2 separate regions of the Homo sapiens genome follow, and region 1 is linked to region 2. The links are chromatin loops, found by intact Hi-C in ENCODE. Cell type or tissue: PC-3. All regions are shown on one strand. Links, peaks and the distances in the headings refer to the core of each region. The heading gives the core; the rest is flanking DNA.

Evidence for each region. Peaks named below come from ENCODE experiments on the same cell type or tissue, not always from the same donor. Only the 100,000 strongest peaks of a DNase experiment are listed, where the experiment ranks them.
Region 1: a loop joins it to region 2, with 2.8 times the contacts of the local background. A loop is called at or near these places in 2 of 110 quality-filtered maps.

The regions. Positions count from the first base shown.
Region 1 is chr9:3,961,102-3,964,021 of GRCh38, reverse strand. All of the region lies in intron 4 of GLIS3 (GLIS family zinc finger 3), which reads left to right. Among named protein-coding and RNA genes, the nearest start is that of GLIS3-AS1, 64 kb to the right of the region's middle. In PC-3, for the core only: no CTCF peak of the experiment used is centred there; DNase peaks (open chromatin) are centred at 521 and 1,401; H3K4me3 peaks cover 663 bases; H3K27ac peaks cover 2,500 bases.
Region 2 is chr9:4,135,639-4,138,558 of GRCh38, reverse strand. All of the region lies in intron 2 of GLIS3 (GLIS family zinc finger 3), which reads left to right. Among named protein-coding and RNA genes, the nearest start is that of GLIS3-AS2, 160 kb to the left of the region's middle. RefSeq lists an enhancer at 697-1,896. In PC-3, for the core only: no CTCF peak of the experiment used is centred there; DNase peaks (open chromatin) are centred at 548 and 1,188; H3K4me3 peaks cover 470 bases; H3K27ac peaks cover 2,030 bases.

The sequences.
Region 1 (2,920 bases), core at 224-2,723, 170 kb after region 2:
GCAGTTGTTTACTCAGAACATGCATGGCAGCATGAAGCAGTGCGTGCACCATCACAGATTGGAAAAAGTGTCCAGTTTAACCGGTGGAATATAGTGTCTGGTTCACTGTAGTTTCATGGCAATCAGATTCAGAAATGAAACATGAAACTGACTCAAGTGATGTGGAAGGCCCTTGCCAGCACTGTCTCCGAAGGGCTTATTTACAGTTTCTGTACCAGGAACCATCATCCTTGGTGTCTCGGTGAGGCCTGACGCCACTTCAGCCTCACGATAAGATTATCAATCTGGATTGGCAATGAACCCAATCTGTGCTTTACCTGCATTTCTAAAGCTGAAGAACAAAGCAGAAGTTAACTTTTAAATGACCTCCCTGCTTTGAGAGTCAAAGAGGAAACTTCTATCATTCAGCACTTAATTTTCCTCTTATTTGGTCTCTGCATTAGAGGATGGTCCCCGTGCACAGAGCTGACTTTTACTCTGGCTGAGTCACTAACAGTTGGGAGATGGGAAGCCACTTGGCCAAGCACCAAAAGTTTTCAGTTTCCTGTGATAACTCAGACTTCGGAAGGATGCAGAGTTTGCCCTAATGTCTTATGAGAACAAGCGGCACATCTCCAGCAGGGCCAGTGATACTGGGGGAGCAGTCGTCACTTCAATATTCCAGCATACTCTCACTGCCAGTTTTGTTCAGAGCTCCAGAAGTGCAGGGGATGTGTGAACATGTCGAATTAATGAAAAACAAAGTTAAACATTTCAGAACCTGCAAAAGGGTTCAGTTCCAGAAATGAGCAAAGGTTTGGGAAGAGTCTTATTTTTTAAGTGAGGTTTATTCATCCTCCGTAGACACAAAAATAAGTCTTTCAAAGAACATGAATATTTGAGGCACTTGGCAACATGCAGTCTTTGGCAACCTCTCCCTTATTTATACCATGTAATTATACTTGCCTTTATATGTGTGTCCTTTTCGTTTTTGAGCCTAACATGGTCTTTTGTCAAATTCCAGTTATTGATTAGCACTGGCAACTCTGAAATGTGGCTTTTTATACCTCAATAAATCTCTCTCCCCCCCCCCCCCTTAAATCACAGCAGATCTTGTTGGACATTTGGGGAGAAAACAACTTAAAATTCACATCCAGATCTTGGCTGCCAATTCAGGACTTCGTTACTATGCCATTTGCCAAGTTTTTAGCTTACTCCTCCTGAAAGTGCAGGGTTTCGGGGTGGGGGATCCCTTTTGCTAGAGTGAAGACCAAATGACATCATTAGCACTCAGCTGAATCTGTGACTCCCATGAAATTCTGGACTTCACATTCCCCCCTTTCTCTTGTTTCTCCCTATTTACTCTCCTCAACCCATCCTGTAATCTCTTCTCAAACAAAAAGCAAACAAAAAACTGCTCAAAGGCATGACATCAGTGACAAACTATGAGCCTACAGATTTGTTTGAATAAATATAAGTAAACAACCAACGACTTGGCTTTTTGTCAAGAGATTTAATCCTTTTGCCAGATGTACACTTACAGTGTTAATTTTCATTAGGGAACTGGTACCCCCTTTAAAAAGAGAAAATTAAGATTGCTGGGGAAGAAACTAGTGAGGCATGAGTGTGGGCACCAGGTATTTCTAGCCTCTCTTTATTATTTAAAGAAAGTGTCATTGTGTCTAATCTATACTACCACCAAGAAAACTTAGTTGCAGCCAATTATTCTAAACTCAGTTCTATTTAGGGTTGCATCTTTTTAGGAAGAAAAGAACAAAAGTTCTTTGATACTGCTATTTTCTTCTTTCTTCTCCTTTTTTTTTGAAACAAGGCCTCACTCTGTTCCCCAAGATGAAGTGCAGTGACACCAGCATGGCTCACGGCAGCCCCAAACTCCTGGGCTCAAGCCATCCTCCTACCTCAGCCTCCCAGGTAGCTAGGACTACAGGTGTGCACCACCACACTTGACTAATTTTTTAAATTTTATTATTATTATTTTTTGTAGAGACAGGATCTCACTATTTTGCCCAGGGTGTTTTCAAACTCCTGACCCCAAGCAATCCGCCTGCCTCGGCCTCCCAAAGTGCTAGGATCACAGGTGTGAGCCACCATGCCGGGCCAGTAATGCTACTTTCATATTCCATGTTTATGTCAAGATACTTTGTGATCATAACTAATTTTCTTGAAGGTTTCATTGGTTTTTGTATTAAGTGGTACCCTTTAGCCTGAAAAGAGTTAATGCAACTTCTCATGATGCTTGATTGGTAGTCAGCGAAGATCCCCTCAACTTTTTGAAATTAATAGATATGTTCTTACCTTTGTCTAATTGTGCAGAGACTTGTGTGTAGACTCACTAAACCTGCCAACTCTAGCAAATGGTGTGTAACTATTCTCAATATGGGAGAGCCCACAAAGTACTGTTTCAAAACGGGATGCTATTTCCTCACAGCAAGTTTCCTTCTTCCTATTGAATGTTGGCAACCTTGATTTTGGAATAGTTTTGCATTTACAATCAAGAAACTTTCAACGAATGTTATTCTGACTGGCTTACTAGAGACCCATGATTTATGACATGTTTAATTCCACCTGACTTCCATGAGATGGTTGCATGGAGAGAACATGTAATATATTTGAATTTTGTCAAAGCTGGAGAATAGTATATTTTGGTCACATATCAGATTCAAGCCTGTATTCCAAGCATTTATTCATTCTACTTGTTTGTTTATTTTTAATAACACCAAAATGATTAGTACAAGGTTTTGTGACCTGTGTTACTTATGGGATACTGTTTCCACATCTTCTGGGGTCAGAAGACCATTCTAAGGCAACAGCAAGAGCACAGCGGGTTCTCATGAGCCATTTACTTTCTTATAATGCAAGGGCCTATTTAGGGTGATCCTTGTGCTGCTGTCAGAGCAATGAGGTTCAGCAGTTGTGGTGA
Region 2 (2,920 bases), core at 103-2,602:
GGCCATCCAACTCTTCATATTGCCCCCTCTCCTCCTGCCATTAAAAGGCTCAGATGAAGTCTCACTCCTCTACTAAGCCTCCTCCAGTGTATTCAGATCTTTTCCTCATTTGAGCTCTTTTTGTACTCAGCAGTGAAGCAACTCAATTTAAGATTAGGTGTTTGCCAATTGTTTCCTGTGTTAGTTAACACTCTCTCCAATTGGTTGTAAGATCTTTGACCAAGGGCTAGCTGTACGGCCTAGGACCAAGCCTAACACCCAGTAAATGTGTCTTTGGGAAACTGAGGCAGTTTTCTCCCATGACAATATGCGTTCTCCCTCCCTTCCATTCATTCTTTCTTATATTTGTGGAAGTCCTCTTTTTCCACAGTAAGTATAATAATTCCACTTTTATATATTTTCACAGATGTGTCCACCAGATGAGGCTTGATCTAAGCCTATTAAATTAGATGGTAGGCAAGAATGATTTGACTCATCTGTGTGTCCACAATCCCTAGAGTATATAGTGTAGCACAGAGCAGGGACACAATAAACAAATACCTGATCTGTGAGCAATAAATTACTAAGTTGTGCCTCTGCTGGTGTTTCAGTTTTTCAGAGTACTTGTTTGCTTAGTTAACAAATGTATCTGCTTACTTCCCCTGGGATTGCTAGAAAATTTGTCGAGGGAGAAGCAGTAAAATGTGCTTACATTTCCTCTTTGGTTTTCCAGGCTAATTGTTGGTGAACTTTATTTAACACTCTTGCTATACTAAGAGTCTCTATGGAGCAGAGCAGCTTTCAGTTAACTTGGCAAATCATTACAAGAGAGAACAGAGGGGTCAGCATGAGCACTCTCTACTAATTAGTTGATAATTGATATACAATAGCTGACGGATGGGACTTTAGAATACAAACTCCAGGAATATTGCTTAATTTATCTTTGCATCCTTATGAAGTGGCTCAGAGATGTAGGTTCCTAATAATATCATCTTACTGGGAGTGCCCAGTGGTGGGGAGCAAGATTGAGGCTCCATGCACAGGAATCCAGGGCACTGAGTGGTACAGAAAGGAATATGATACATTTTAATCTCTTGGGTATAAATGTGATTCCATTTAATACAGGGATAAATTGCAGTGAGTAATGCTGGTGATTCCATACTTGGTGGACAGCATTCCTGAATGCTGACTAAGGTTGGAAGAATGTTGGTATGAAAGTTATGTTCTTTGTGGGATAAACATGGAAGATTCAAGCTGAACTCCTGAAGACAAGGTGGTAGGAGATTGCATGATTCATGCGAATCTCCCTGGGTTCAGATTTGACCTATTTATTGGCTGTCTTTGTAATGAAGTCACCAAATAGACATTATATGGCCCCCCTCTCCCATTTAAATGTGATCGCCTAAATCTTTAGCAACTAATTATAAAATCCTTACTCTAACTTGCTTCATAACCATTGCTTTCTTATTTTGTCATTTACCACCCTGTGGCTGCTATGCCGTCTGTACAGCTGGTTCATGTGCTCCTCCAGCCTTTCTCCCCATCTCTTCCAGATTAATCTTGGGTGAACTCTGCTCCTAATGGGATGCGCCACTACCTATAGCACAAGGTCCCAGATGCACATCAGGTGACTAGTTATATCAGCATCATTTGGTTTAGTTGGTTTGCAGTGGAGCTTAGGAATTTGCATTTGAGAAGCTTCACTGGTGATGCCAATATGTAGCCAGGTTTGAACCACTGTTGGATAAGTAATGTCCAGCTTTTAAATCAGTTCTTCAGGGCTGATTGAACCAACCCTCTAAGCTCTGTCTTCTCCCTTTCTCCTCTTGTAGGCAGCCCTAGCTCATCTTTGTTTCTCCAGGACGCATTGTGCCTCCTCCCTTTCGTTTCTGTGTCTACACCCTACTACTTCCTTCTCATTTGTGTGCTCATTCTTCCTTCATGTTTTAGCTTATTCTTTTCTAAAGGGTATTCCTTAGAATGCCAGTCTTAGATGAGTCCCTTGGGAAAAACCTCCCTAAACAAATGTACTTTAAATATTATTTGGTCTTCTGGGAGATTTATCACATGCATTTACATTTTTAAAGGCTCCTGAAGACTTACAGTAAAGAGATATGTTTAACTTTGTTGTATTAGGGGTTCCCAAGCTTACTGGACTGTGGACATCTCCATGAGGCCAACTTCATTGTCATTTAACATCTTTGGACATCCTGAAGGACTTTGGGAAACGTGTTTGTAGTTCATACTCTTCTTCTTTGATGAATTACCTAGTACAAAGGGATTGCCCTCCTCCTCTGAGCTCCTGTCTCTATGATTTAGCTTCATGCTTAATACTGTACAGTCTAGCGACATTATCCGATTGTTCCTAGGTGAGTATATCTTATCTCTTCAGAGGTTGTGAGCGCCATGGAGGTAGGATGTTATATCCAGCATTCCTTACCTTCCATAGGTTTTGCACAGTTTTGAGCATTTGTCACAATTGCCAAATTCGATTGCTTTGCCCCTGAATATAGGAGCCGGTTATTTCATTCTAATTGTCATCCTTTGGTGTTCGTAGCCATTTAGCCATGCCTTACTGTATTTCAGAGTAATACACCATACAGTCACATATGTTCATTAAATTGTTACTAATGTATCTCAGCAGTGAAATATTATGAATTTGACAAAACACTACATAGCAAGCCTAGGGTGTTTGGTATGCAGGATGTTTCTAGCTCTAAGGAGGAGTATTCATGAAAGGTGAGAGAATTTGATGACCTGTGCTTACCTTCATCGATCTGTTTTTGCATAGCAGATGGGAGAGAAGGGTACTTGTTTCTTTCTGTGGTGAAAGAATATACTTTTCAAAGTTCTTTCATATACTTGATGTTTCTCCCATTTGAGAAAAGAGGAAAGGCTTGGATTGATACTATGCCTTGCCTAAGATTCTATTCTTTATTTA